Regions from separate parts of the Mus musculus genome. Here region 1 is linked to region 2. A link is a contact called in ENCODE Hi-C or POLR2A ChIA-PET data. All regions are on one chromosome and are shown on one strand. Each heading gives the region's core, a stretch centred on a gene start or an enhancer-like site at or near the end of the contact. The rest is flanking DNA. Distances are from core to core; before and after follow the strand shown.

Region 1 (7,516 bases), core at 660-3,159, 160 kb after region 2:
AAACAAAAAAAGAGTAAGAAAGAAAGAAAAAAAAATAAGCCACATAAACTGGGTGTAGTGACACCAAGTGCTTTGATCCTGGCACTCAGAGGCAGGAGGATTTCTGTGAGTTCAAGTGCCAGGTCTACAAAGTGGAGCTACAAGGCAGCCAGTTACACGATGAGATCTTGTCTCAAAAAGAAGGGGGGATGGGGCTGGTGAGATGGCTCACCAGTTAAAAGCACTGACTGCTTTTCTGAAGGTCCCGAGTTCAATTCCCAGCAACCACGTGGTGGCTCACAACCACCTGTAATGAGATTTGATGCTCTCTTCTGGGGTGTCTGAAGACCGCTACAGTGTACTCATAGACATAAAATAAATAAATAAATAAATAAATCGAAAAGAAAAGAAAAGAAAAGAAAAGGAAGGAAGAAAGAAAGAGAGGAGGGGAGGAGAGACATAAACTGGTTGGGGGTTGCCCTTAGATGGAATGAAGTTAGTTTGAGATAGACAATCTGCACCAAAAAAAAAAAAAAAAAAAAAAAAGGTAGAAAGAAAGAAATTTCAGCTGAGCAGTGGTGGCACACGCCTTTAATCCCAGCACTCAGGAGGCAGAGGCAGGCACATTTCTGCCAGCCTGGTCTACAGAGTGAGTTCCAGGACAGCCAGGGCTACACAGAGAAACTGTCTCGAAGAAGAAAAAGAAAAGAAAAACAAAAAAAACAAAAAAACACAAAGATTTGGCTGGTCTCTAGGGTTAATTGAAGGGATTTTCTAAGGTTGTGGTTCTCAACCTTCCTAATGCTGTGACCCTTTAATACAGTTTCTCATGTTGTAATGACCCCCTCCACCATAAACTTTTTTCGTTGCTACTTCATAACTCTAATTTTTGCTACAGTTACGAATCATAATGTAAATACCTAATATGCAGGATCTTTGATATGCGACCCCTGTGAAAAGGGTAGTGGCTGGCGCACAGGTGCGATCCTAAGGAACCCTGTCCACCTGACTGCACAGAAGCTGTCTCTTCTAGCTCTGGGTTCTGGGTTAGCGACCCTTCAGATTTATCCCCTATAAAAACTCAAAATTAGTTCACTGATCTCCAAAACGTTAGTGCTTCCGACCTCAGGGCCTCAATCCACTCAAAAGCAAACATGTCCAATCACTTTCTAAACATCATAAAAGCTCTCTGCAGTCCACCTCGCAAGCAACAACACAAAGGGGAAGAGGCTTTCCTAAGCTTCGGGCTTACAAGTAGAGATTTCGAGACCGGGGCAGTGGGGTGCACGAGAGCTGCCAAAGGGTTCAAGGGCAGTGTTGCACCTCCACTTCCAAGCGCCCAGGGGCTTCCCGAACATCCTTTCCCCATCTGCCTAGAGTGTACCGGCTCGACGCTCTAAGCTAGGACAGATGCTTAGGGTCTGAACAACGTTAAGTGGGTAAAGAAAACCCAGGACGGTCCAGGCGGGACCGGCCACGCCCACCAGGCCACGCCCCAGCTGCGAGCACGCGCCCGCCTCCGCGATGAATGGAGGCGCGCTCTCGGGGAGCACTAGCCCGCCCCGGGACTCGAGCCGGCCAGCCGCTGCCCGGGAAGCCGAGAACGCGCCGCGGGCTACCTCGGAGCCGATCATGTAGAACTCCCCGTCGTCCTCCAGCTGAAACTTGACGGGCTTCTGCCCGAAGGTCTTGCTCAACGCCATCATCATCATGGCGGCGGGGGAAACCGGCAGCCGGGGTCGAGCTGGAAAGAATCCGGTGGGCTAGGGCGGGGCCGAGGCGCGTCGGACCGAAAGGAACGGAGGCCTGGAGGTGAAGGTCGGGCAGGGCAAGCCGGGCGAACCGGGCGAGCGCTCGTGTCACTACTGGGCTCCTTGGCCGTCTCTGCAACGAGCAGGCCGCCCTCGGTGCGCATGCGTGGAGAAGCTGACGCTAACGTGCGCGCCGCAGCCTGCGCGACTCAAGGCCGAGCGCGTTCCCGCAAGCCCTTAAAGGGACCCGAGTTCTTTTTTGCTTCCTAGGCTTCCTCCCTGGGCGGGTAAGGAGGAAAACCTCTCAGCGACCGAAATAGCCACTGAGGCCCTGACTCAGGCGGTAGCTTTCCTAGTCGCATAGCCAGAGCTGGCACTCCGCCCCGGGATGAAGGAAAAAAATGAGACGTTAAGCGAGGAGAAGGACCGCTCTATCTGGAAGCCCGAGGGAAGCTGGGTGGGCATGGCGACCCCACGCTAGCGCCTCAGGTTTTCCACCCGAAAGTGCGTTAGGAATAGCTAGCTATCCACTCCAGGCCAACAGCAGTTCCCGAGGCAGTAGGGATGGGAAGAATGACAATACTGGATGGAGGTTGGTACTATTCAAAGATCTAGGTGATGTGCCAGATGAACGGGAGGAGGCACTTGCATTCCTTCCTTACCTCTGCAAGCTTGGTGCCCACAAGCCCAGCCCTGGTCTGTGCCTCTGCCCGCCTTGGGGCATAACAGCCCCGAGAGAAGACAGTGCTTCTGGAACGTGTCCAAGCAGTCCACCCCCTGTTGAACAGAGCCGTGACTCCAAAATGTTTAATGTTTATTGTAGCACTATTACAGGAGCTTAAGTTATAGCCTAGCCTAGGTAGCTATTCAACAATAGAGGAATGGATGAAGAAAATGTAGTCTAGGCTGGGTGTGGTGGTGCAAGCTTTTAGCTTCAGTTCCAAGACAGTCAGGGATATGTTGAGCAACTCTGTCCCAGAAAACAAAAAAGAGTGTGAAATGTGTGTACATGTGTTTTTTGTTTTTCAGCCACAAAAGTGAAATTACATTGTTTTCAGGAAAATGGATGCAACTAAGATATCATATTAAACAAATCAGGCCAGTCTCAGAAAGACAAATACGTTTTCTCTCATTTGTGCTTTCTAGATTTTCCTTAGATACATAAAATATGTATTCCACAGAACATTAAAGTAAAAGTGACATTGTGTATGGGAGCAAAGGGACTAACAACCTAGTGTAGGGGAGGTGGGGGCATGGTGGGATGTGCAAAATACAAACACTTCTCTGAAAGCAGCAGGACAAACAGTGGCCAGCTTCATAAGGGTCAGTCTAATGAGACTGCAATTGTGACTGGGGTCATGATGAAGGAGATGTTAAAGAACTAGGAAAGGCTGTGGTAACCAGGAGTTTGCCCACTGATCTCACAGCCATGGGAACCAGAGGGTTAAGGGCCAGGGGTGGCTCACACTTTTAATCCCAGAACTCCAGAGTCATAGGCAGGCAGACCTCTGTGGGTCCCAGGACAGTCAGGGATGTATAATGAGACCATGCCTCCCTCAGCTCCCACCCCCAGTAGTTAGGCATGATCTGATAAAATGATACTGCTTTTGCTGAGACAGCCAGTCAGTTAGAAAGCCACTGTGGGTATACCTCTATTTGTTCAGGAATGGGACAGGAGAGACTCTAAATATGGGTCCTAGCCCCAGGGAAACAGTCTTGGGGCACAAAGGCTCTAACCCTTACTCCCAAATCTTGACTGCAAATTGCAAAGAAAAACAGACAGGCGCTTAGAAAACACTCATGTTTAATGACAGTCTTGGCTTTTTTGGGTTTTGTTTTTTGTTTTTTTAAAAAAGTCTTTATACACTGTATACACATGTACATGGCTTAGAGGGTACCTGTGCTAGGAAGAGGGCCCCAGAAAGAAATGGCCTGGGGCAAGGCTGTGAGGTATGTGGGGCCTTTGAGGTTCCGTGTCTCTGGGAGGAAGCAGCTGCCTCCTTGGCTGGCTGTGTACCTTTTGGCCTGAGTTCCAGGAAGCACTTGTCTGAATCACCTGCCAGAATATGATCAGTTCACTATCTCTCCAGAGCTGACTTACCAGGAAAGATACTGGTCCAGTTGCTTAGCAGGGGCAGCATGGTACCCTGGGCATCTCATTACCAACACCACTCCCAACAGGAACCTCATTGCAGGTGATTCCTGAGTTTGTGTGGGGGTTCTACTTTGAGGGACAGAGATGGAGACCTTGGGCAACCAGGCTGACTGTGGATTATTGGTAGCTGAAATATTGCCAGCCCAAAACCTCCCTTATTTTTAAGTAACACCAAAGCCTTTGCCTAGTCTGAGACAATTGTTGGCAGGTGACCATGACCAGCATGGTCGTTCCTACAAACAGTGGCTGCACCCCAACCCACTCCCCTGAGGAGACATAGGCCCTGTCTGTCCCATGCCTGAAGCCCAGAGCCACAGATATGGCTGTGGGTCTCTTACATGATCTAAGTGCCCTGGCAGGAGTCAGTACCCCTGAATGCATCCAAAGTGTTGTCAGCGGAAAGTATTGGCAGGCTCAGCACAGTCAAAGAAGTCAGGACCTACGGGGCGAGGAAAGCCTTCTAGGACCTTCACCTTCACGGGATCAAACTTCCAGTAGAGATGGCCACGAAGGAAGTAGGCATAGCCTGAAAAGAGAAGGACATCAGTCAGCCAGTGGATACTAAGCTCTGCACGAGCCTAGGGACACACACCATGCAGGCCTTGGTCACTAGTGAATTCTTTGGGATCTGCCGAGCTAGGCATGGTAGCTTCGTGTCTGTACTCCCTGGACTCAGAAGGTAGAGGCAAGAGGATAAGGAGTTCAAGGGCATCCTTAGCTACATACTAAGTTTGAGGCTAGCCTGGACTACAAGAGACCCTGCCTTCAAAATAAATAAGTTGCAGACTCCAGAGCTGGCTTTACTACAGCCTTCTTTCCCTCTGTCTGTCTGTCCACAGGGTCAGGTCCAGTCGGTACTGGGAACCTCAGCTCACTTCCTACCTTTCAGGAAAGTGAATATTGCCCCTGCTACAAAGCTCCCCCTTCTGTCCACACCACAGAAGGCAGTCCCAGAGATGGAGAGCCAGAGGCTACTCAAAGTAGTGCTCCCAGTGTTGGGAGGCACAGAAGCAGAGGAGAGTCGCAAGCAGGAGAGTTCTCTGCACTTAGGACTCAGCCTAGTGGTTCAGTGGTTGGGAGCAGGGACTAACAGGGACAGTACCATTGTTCATCTGGTATGTTTAGTGACCTTCTTGCCCATTCCTCTTGCCCCTCTGACACTATGCTGGTAAGAGCTGTTAAGGTCAGGCATGGTGGTGCACACCTTCCATCCCAGGCAGATCTCTATGAATTCAAGCCCAGCTTGGTCTACAAGGCAAGTCCCAGGTGAGCCAGAGATATGTAGTAAGACCATGCCTCAGACAAAAAGAACTGTGCAGGCCCAGCTTGGAGAGAGCTCGTGATGTCAGAAGGCTGTTCTGAGACCTACTTGAGACATGTAAGGAGTGTGGTACCGTGCCTGAAGCATTGTCTACCCTTGGTAAGTCCTGGCTGTGGCCAAGGGACCTGGGCAAGTCCTTAGACCTCTCTGGCCTTCTATTTCAGTTTTTTAAAAAAGATTTTATTTATTTTATGAATATAAGTATACTTTAGATGTCTTCAGACACACCAGAAGAGAGCATCAGGTCCCATTACAGATGACCGTGAGCCACCGTGTGGTTGCTGGGATTTGAACTTGGGATCTCAGGAAGAGCATTCAGTGCTCTTAACCGATGAGCCATCTCTCCAGTCCCCCCACCCATTTCATTTTTAATATGGGGCATAACACTGATTGGCCACCAGGACAAAGGATCTGTGGTGATAAGCTGGGCCATATGAAGTTGGGGGTCGGGGGGAGGAAGCAGGATGACAGCCACTCACTCCCCTCCAGCTACCTTACCCTCAACTCACCCTCAGCATCCTGGAAGGCAGCATCAATCTCAGAAGGTACCCCTCGCCAGTCAGTGGAGCGCCGGGGCACGGGATTGTCCACTCGCTGGGTTCTGGGGTGGAAACGCCAATAGTCTCCACCTCGGAAGAAGTAGATCTTGTTCTTCTCAGGACCCCAGACCAAGGCGGCATGAACTGGGGACCCTTGCAGGCCCAGCTTGGAGAGTGGTGCAGGGCCTAGGACTGGCTTCTCACCATCATATACCCAGTACTGAGCACCTGCCAGAGAGGGGATGTTGCCAGGAGCTGCCAAGTCACCACTGCCAACCCCAGTCACTGTGGATCTGCTCGGCCACCACCAGGGACTCTCCCTGCCTGTTTCTTTTGACTGCAGAACATTGCTGGCCAGTAGTGCTTTCTCAGCATCCCGAGCCCAGAGGGATGTTAGAACTAGCTGGGATGAGCTGGGTTGAGGACAAAGATAAGCTTAGGTTCAGTAAGCCCAAATTAAGGTTATTCTGGTACCCATTGCAGATGTTTGCTGACCACCCCGGGGTCCCAGCCCCTGTAGCCCATGTCCCTTGGCTGCTTTGGAATACATATACAGGGTTCCCATGCCTCACCTGTGTTTATGAAGTCCTGCCACCTGGAGCGTTCTAGGTTGTCACCTCTGCCAGATGAGAGTTGAAATCACAGGCTCCAGGGTCGCTATGCCTAGATCCGTTTTCTGCTCTGCTTTTTTCAAGCTTCACTCCGTAAGTGAATCATTCTGCCCCTGAGCCTGAGTCCTCATCTCTAAGCCCCACCCCACATAGAAGTGCGCAGCCACAGTGGTGCAAGACCTTCAGCGCTTCTCTGATCCCAAGAGCTGCCACCTCCGAGACTCTCAGCTATGCCTAAGGAGCGAGCCCCACTCTCTCCTGGCTCTAAGTCCTCAGGGCACTGTCTCCCTACCCACCGTGTCCCTGAGTCCTCTGTCACTATTCCTGCCTGACTTCCAATCCTCACTCACCTTGGAAGAACCAAATCTGGCCCTGGGCATCCTCAAAAGCTGCATCCACAGGGCTGGGCAGTCCTTGCCAGTGCCGAGAGGCCAAAGCAGGATACCCGGGCTGCAGTCGCCCACTGCGCAGCCTCCACACAAAGCCTGCCTTGAAGAAGAAGAGCTCTCCTCGGATGGTGGAAACCGCGTCGAAGGAAGTCTCACAGACATCTGGCGGGGTTTCCGGCTGCGGTGGAATAGAGGAGCCAGAATAGAGCACATACTGGAGCCATAAGACCGGCAGGGCTGCAGGGGGAACGGGGGAGGAGGTGGGGTCTCACCTCTGTCTTCCCACCCTCCTCCTTACCTCCAGCAGTGCAATCTCATTGGTATCTGTCCCAGCCTGGGAGCTCAAAGTTGGGGCGGGGGAGGTGGGGGCCATCTGGGGCCGCCCATAGAGGTGCTGGATGCCCCTTCGGTCATCTGGGCTAAGGCTCAGAGGGTAGCGGAAGGTGTAGAAAGGGGACATGAGGGCCTTAGCTGCTGTGGTGTGTTGTAGCCCCAGAACATGGCCAAATTCATGAGCCGCCACTTGCAGCAGGTCAGTTCCTGGAAAGTGGGAGTGAGTGAGTTAGCGAATGCCACCGCTTGCCACCAGTAGCCTGATTAATCTCTAGACCCCACCAGTTTAAGTGCTCCTTAGTTGCCTCATCTGGAAGATGGGTCTACAGTACACATACGCACATACCCTGGTTGTCCCCAATAGTCCAAGTTTCATCATAGTCAAAGTGGACATCCCCTTCTCGGTGGGTCTTAGGGAAGAAGGCATGGGCCAGGATG
Region 2 (7,247 bases), core at 2,450-4,949:
AAGAAAAAAATTGAAAAAAAAATGGGAAAAGAAGAATAACATCTTGTCATGAAAAAATAGAAATAAATACCTTGGTCCTAAAGCCAAAACAGTATTAATGGAAAAAACACTCCACACATACACAGCACACCATTAGTACATACACAGCACACCACTAGTACATATGCAGCACACCATTAGTACATACACAGGCCATTAATACACACACAGCACACCATTAGTACACACACAGCACACCATTAGTACACACACAGCACACCATTAGTACACACACAGCACACCATTAGTACACACACAGCACACCATTAGTACACACACAGCACACCATTAGTACACACACAGCACACCATTAGTATACACACAGCACACCATTAGCTGATGAGTACAGAGCTGGAACCTGGCTCAGCAACAAAGAGCATGGATTGCTCCAGAAGAGAACATAGTTTGGTTCCCAGCACCAACATCAAGTAGCTCCAGCCATCTTTACCTCCAGCTCCTGAGGAGCTGATGCACATCTCGGGCCTCCCTGAGCAACCACATCATGTGCACATACCCACACACATACGTAATTTTAAAATTAAAATAATTTAAAGATAATAATGATAATTTAATGTAAAAATTGATTCATACAAACCATAAATAGACAATATGATAGTGCAGAAAATCCTATTGGCAGGACCAACAAGATAAAGTCCTTAGTAAGAGATCTGCAATGTACACAGGGAAAATTGTAGAACACAACTCAGAGTGTGACTCCTGTGTAACGCATCTCTTCTCCTCAGGTAGGATACAAGGTGTCAGTTCTCCCGAAGTTACCACATAAACCTCATGCAGTGCCCCCCAAAACCGAGATAACAGACAAGATGACATCAAGGACCATCTAGAAAAATAAAAATGTAAGACTACCTAAGTACAAAGTGAAAAAAAAAAACCTGCTAAGAAGAGAATAAGCTTTATCCAATGTTATAAACACAAACTATAACACATGCTACATAAAGCCTTAAGGGATGAAATGAGAGGAAGCAGCACATGTTGCCACAGAGAGGTCAGGTCCAGAGTTACACTCCAGTGTGCATGTGCTGCGCTTGAGGGTCAACTTCAGCATGTTCCCCAAAAGATTCCTGGGCCTCGGTGGGTCAATGCTGGCAGACAGTGTGACCTTTAAGAAGTGATGCTTACAGCAAACGCCTTGACTGCTGCGAGATGGCTAGGATGATAAAGGAACAGGAATTGGATCCCCGGAAACCACATGGACAAAGCTGTCCTCTGAGCTCCAATGGTGCTGCGGCACTCAGGCCCCACCGTCATCTCATACACAAGATTAATCTATCAGTTAATCAAACACTTTTTTTTAAAGCTGGGATTGGAGGCCTGTCATCCCAGCATTCAGGAGAATGAGGAACCTGAAGGATGGTTCAAATTCAAGGACATCCTAGTTTCACAAAACTTACTTCATCATATACTTTATGCACATAGCCGGAAGATAATTTTACATAAAATGTTTAATAATTTGTACATGGAACAAAGTATCATGGTACAGAATTTCCACAGTCATCTCTGCACTCAAAAGTTTTGGATTTGGGGGAAATTAAGATTTTCAGACTAGGATGCTTAATCTATAATCACTTATCAATTCCCAGCCTAACTGTTGCAGTTTTCTAAGAATAACACATTTTAAATTCTCAAGTTTCGCCGGGCATGGTGGTGCACGCCTTTAATCCCAGCACTCAGGAGGCAGAGGCAGGCGGATTTCTGAGTTCGAGGCCAGCATGGTCTACAGAGTGAGTTCCAGGACAGCCAGAGTTACACAGAGAAACCCTGTCTCCAAAAAAAAAAAAAAATCTCAAGTTTCTAACCCCCACCCTACCCTTTTTTTTCTTCTTCTTCTTTTAAACACAGAATCTATGTAGTGCCAGTTGACTGGGCCTGGACTTGCTATATAGACCAGACTGAGAGAGATAAACACATGCCTTTGCCTCCTGCGTTCTGAGATTAAAAGCGTGCACTGACATAGCAGGTCTGTTTCCAAACTCTATGAAGTTTCCATTGCTTAAGATCATAGTAAAGAAAAGCTATTTATGGCCCTCAGCTCTGCCATCCAGTTAGTGAAAGGCAACCAAGGGGCCTACTAGGGTCTAGGAGCCTGGCAATTTTTCTTGTCAGGGATAAGGGAGTTTTCAAGGTAGGGTCTCCCTGTGTAGCTCTGACTATCCTGGAACTTGCTCTGTTCCACCTGTCTCGGCCTCCACAGTGCTTGGGATTAAAGGCACACACACCATTACACACAGTGTGATGGTTTGCATATGCTTGGCCCAGGGAGTGGCACTATTTGGATGTGTGGCCTTGTTAGAGGTGTGTCACTGTGGGAGTGGGATTTTATACCCTAGTCCTAGCTTCCTGGAAGTCAGTCTTCTGTTAGCAGCCTTCAGATGAAGATGTAGAGCTCTCAGCTCCTCCTGCACCATGCCTGCCTGGATGCTGCCATGTTCTCGACTTGATGATAATGGACTGAACCTCTGAACCTGTAAGCCAGCCGCAATTAAATGTTGTCCTTTATAAAACTTGCCTTGGTCATGGTGTCTGTTCACAGCAGTAAAACCCTAACTATGACACCTGACTTCTGGCAGTCTTGAGGTTATGGTAGAACTGTGTGTGAGAGACTGACTTAACATAAATGCCCCTCTCTATGCCTGTTTCCTCTATGATGTGACATGCTGGTCTAGACATGGCCTGTAGGTTCACCATCCACTGCTATTATACAGCCCGAAAGGAGGATTTTTTTTTCTTTTTTACATTTCTAATGAGGAAAACAACCAGCCAACCAACCAACCTCTTGATTCATGACAATTACATAAAAATTATTTCCATTCAGCTTTCAGTATCTATAAATAAAATTATAGTGACACACTGTCTCATATATTGTCTTTGACTTTATTAATGAAACAATTGAACAGCCACCCCAAATCTAAAACACTTACCATTAAAAGTATTGTTTTTTTTTAAATTAAATTTACAACATAAAATATAAATCTATCTACAAGAGTGTGCCAACCCCTGAAGGAGATCATTCTAAATTTTATTCCTAAGCAAATTAATCAATCACATAGAAGGAACTTTACCCAGATGAGGTTCAATAGGCCACACTGATGACCTATAAGAAGTCACGTCTTGAAGAGTTAAGCGGCAAAGTCCACAAGTGCAGAAACCTGACAGCGCCAGGTGAAGTCGTTCTACCTGCCTCCTCCATGGAGGGTGTTGAGCAGAATGGCTGCAGTCGGGGTAAGCCGCACCGGAACTTTAAAGTCGTTTAAAACCTTCCCTCGGCCTCAGTTTCCACCCCTGGAAATGGTACTCACATCACACTCACCTCGCTGGGCTGCGGTGAAGGTGAACGAAAGGACGCACCGAAAGGGATGGCTTCGAGCTGCGGTCACTGTGACCCACCCTAGGCGCCACCGGGCGAGGCTGCGGGAAGCGAGAAGAAGCCAGCGTGGGCAGAAGACCCGCGCCCGTGCCTTCGGGTCTCGAGCCTGGCTTCGGCCCACCGCGCCCGGGAGGAAGGGGAAGAGCGGGTCTTCTCGCGTGGTTCCACCTCCTCGCGCTCACGGGAGCCGTGCGCACACTTAGCAGACACACACAGCCCTTGCTCCCCGGAACTCGACCGGCGTCTCCAGGGCAACGGCCGGAGCTCCCAGACTCCTGCGCGCGACAAACCAACAAGGAACGCTCTCATTGGCTGAAGTGTCAGCCTTATCAGCCAATCGGAGTAGGCTGTTTGGGCGGACCCACGGGTTCGCTGTGCGCTGTGTCTTTGACTCGCGCGCGTGGGAACGCTGCTGCCTGCTGCTGCTGCGCTCCGCTACCTGCAGGACTTAACAGTTTTGTTTTATTTTGCTTTGGTTTTGTTGTTGCTATTGTGTTTTATTTTGGTCTGGTTTGTTTTAAGCAGTGTCTCACTAGTGCAGCCCAAACTAGCTTCGAACTCGTGGCTATCCTCCGGCTTCGGACTCCGGCTTGCTAAGGTTACTGGCCATCACATACTACCACTTGCACGCACGCTTTATGAACGCGAGTTTACAAACTAGAACCCCCCCCCCCCCCATTCACTAAAACAAGCGCATTGCTGCCAAAGACCCGGAGCAGGTGTTCTGACGATAATGATTGGAAACCCAAGCGACACGCAAGCAGAACTAGATAGGGAGCTGGAACTTGTTATGGTGCCCAGGCCTCGCCTCTTCTGCCTGGTCTGGAACTCCGTATTTACAGGCTCTCCGACTCACAAAGATAAGCCTGCCTCTGTCTCCCAAGAGCAGGGATTAGATACATGAACGACTTAGAAACGCAAATGATTTAAAAACCAAAGGGCGGGGGAGCAGACCCGCTTAAGAAACGTGTCAGAGAAGTTTACCGGTTTTTGAGCAGAAAAACCTGATAAGGAGAGGTTAGTATTTTGGGAGTTGATGCAACCCTTTAGGGAGGAGCTCCACACTGCTGGAATCCCTGGTGGCAAAGTATCCCACAAGAATGATTTAAATAACACTAAGGGGCTGCAGAGCCGTCTTGGCAGTTCAGAGCACTGGCTTCTCTTCCAGGGGACCTTGGTTTGAAGACCAGCATTGGCACAGCTCACAACCGGCTGTAATTTCAGTTCAAGAGTTCAAGACGATCTCCAACGCCCTCTTCTGGCTTCTTCTGGAACTGCACAATGTGGTACACAGCCATACATGCAAGCAAAACACTCATACACATAATTTTTTTTAAAAAAAGGTTTGTTTACTTTATGAATGTAAGTACACAATATCTGTATTCAGACACACCAGAAGAGGGCATCGGATCCCATTACAGATGGTTGCAAGCCACCATGTTGGGAATTGAACTCAGGAACTCTGAAAGAACACATTAAAATTTTTTTTTTTTTTTTTTTTTGGTTTTTTGAGACAGGGTTTCTCTGTATAGCCCTGGCTATCCTGGAACTCTGTAGACCAGGCTAGCCTCGAACTCAGAAATCCACCTGCCTCTGCCTCCCAAGTGCTGGGATTAAAGGCGTGTGCCAACACTGCCCAGCTCACATAAAATTTTTAACAATGAATGTTACGGCTTTTTTCCCCCATATTGTAAGAGTTTGAAAACTTATTTAAAGCTGGGCATGGTGGCACACGCCTTTAATCCTAGCACTTGGGAAGCAGAGGCAGAGTGACCAGGTGATCTCTGTGAGTTCCAAGACACCCAGGGTAACACAAGGTAACACAAACCCTGTGTAGAAAAACAAAAACCAAACAACAACAACAAAATGCGGGGGGCGGGGGAGCAAGGCTTGTTTAAAAAGAAAACATTAACAGTAAGAATCATGGTGCATAATTCAATCAGTCTGGTACAAAGAAAACAACCTTATTAATATTCCAAGAGGTTAAAAAATATATTACCAACTTTGACTTCAGAAAAGTATAGACTGGAGGTTGGAGAACACCAACTGGCTCTTCCAGAGGTCCTGAGTTCAATTCCCAGCAACCACATGGTGGCTCACAACCATCTGTAATGGGATCTGATGCCCTCTTCTGGTGTGTCTGAAGACAGCGACAGTGTACCCACATACATAAAAGAAAAAAAAAAAAGTATAGACTGCAAGAGGGTAGAGGAACAGAAAGAAAAATTATTAAAATTGTGTAAACAGTGAGTCTTGGTGGTGAGACTTCTGCCTGTGCACACTCGGGAAGCTGGGGCAGGAGGATCACTTCAAGTTCAAGGCTAGCCTGTTTTACACAACAGATTCAGGTCAGTCAGGGCCACCTAGAAAGAGCCATTCTCAAAACCACAAATATAGCACGAATAGTATAGTATGCTTATTGGATCCAGTTTCCATCACTCGGTTCTTGAAAAATAGACCCCATGCCGGGGTCTACAGGGTAAGGGTTCAAAGGTGAAAGAAATATTGATCATGCCAGAGCCTCAAACAGAACAGAATTGACAGAGAGATAGCTCGGAGCTACCTTGGGGTGGGGAGAACATTTGAGAAGTGAGAGACCTTTCTATGCAAGCCGACAGGTAATATCAGTGTATGTGGTAGGGGTGACAGATTCAATATGGTAAGACTGTTTGTCTTCCATTCCCGCTGAGTTCCCGCTGAGAGGTCCATGTCAGTGCCATCCTCAGGTGTCCTCAGAATTCCAACACCCGCTGGTAGAGAGAAGAGGTTGGCTTATCAGTCTCAGAAACTAAATGAGCTCCAGTCAGCCTCTCAAACTTAGAAGATGCACAGCTTTCTTTCCGCCCTGCTTAGCTGCTTTGTTAGCTTGAAGCAAGCTAGAGTCACCAGGGAAGAGGAACCTCAGCTGAGACAGTGCGCCCATCAGATTCCTCTCTAGGCAAAGTCTATAAAAAGTCTAGAGGGTGTGTTCTTGATTAATAATTGGTGTGGGAAGACCCAGCCCGTTGTGGGAGGTGCCACCACTAGTCAGATGATCCTGGGTTGTGTATGAAAGCAGACAGAAGACTCTTAGGTCAAAATGGCGGGTCAATCTGCTGTTGCAGCATCAAGCAAGTGGCTGGATGGTTTTCGAAAGTGGTATTATAACGCTGCAGGATTCAATAAACTGGGGATAATGCGAGATGCTACACTACATGAAACTGAAGATGTAAAAGAAGCCATAAGAAGGCTTCCTGAGGACCTTTATGACAGGCTGTTTCGAATTAAGAGAGCCTGACTATGAGGCATAGGATCTTGCCTAAGGATCAGTGGACAACATATGAGGAGGACAAATTCTACCTTGAACCCTATCTAAAAGAGGTTATTCGGGAAAGAAAGGAGAGAGAGGAGTGGGGGAAGAAGTGATCTTTTAGATAAGATCTGTGGGTGTGCCTGGTCTCACCATACTTCTACAAAGTTATTTCAATCTGAATCACAATTTAAGAAATATTTGCTCTACCTATGTCTCACTTTAAATAAATGTCTATTGTAAACATGAAAAAGAAACAGAGAAAGAGAGAGAGAAAACGAAAGAAAGAGCAGACAAAAGTTATGTAAAGAAAGCCAGTGTGTTCTGCTAAGACTAGATGTCCCAGGGTAGTGTGGTACCCAGGAAGAGGGGAGAGAAGAAGAGGAGGAGCAAGGGGAGGATAGATTTGGGGTGGAACTGGAAGGAAAAAAAGAAGGGGATGTAGGGAGCCATTCCAGACTTCCTGGTCAGCAAGATGGAAGTCTGCTCCAGGTAGTAAACAAGCCCATGTTTGGTGGATGGCCTGCCCTTAAT

Evidence for each region. A loop is a pair of places that touch in the nucleus more often than their neighbours do. ChIA-PET counts read pairs that join two places held with the same protein, here RNA polymerase II (POLR2A).
Region 1: POLR2A ChIA-PET joins it to region 2 with 10 read pairs in Patski. The contact joins the promoter of Smarcb1 here to the promoter of Cabin1 in region 2. A Hi-C loop is called at or near these places in 1 of 37 maps with a recorded cell type or tissue (mouse trophoblast stem cell). POLR2A ChIA-PET finds 5 or more read pairs at or near these places in 4 of 5 experiments (Patski and embryonic stem cell).

The regions. Positions count from the first base shown.
Region 1 is chr10:75,919,705-75,927,220 of GRCm38, forward strand. It overlaps Smarcb1 (SWI/SNF related, matrix associated, actin dependent regulator of chromatin, subfamily b, member 1), which reads right to left and starts at 1,910. Exons shown (of 9, transcript NM_011418.2): 1 at 1,599-1,910. The coding sequence starts at 1,691. Mmp11 (matrix metallopeptidase 11) reads right to left here. Exons shown (of 8, transcript NM_008606.3): 4 at 7,425-7,516; 5 at 7,044-7,285; 6 at 6,707-6,923; 7 at 5,716-5,973; 8 at 3,518-4,411. The coding sequence ends at 4,278.
Region 2 is chr10:75,760,658-75,767,904 of GRCm38, forward strand. It overlaps Cabin1 (calcineurin binding protein 1), which reads right to left and starts at 3,700. Exons shown (of 37, transcript NM_172549.3): 1 at 3,368-3,700. It also overlaps the pseudogene Gm19326.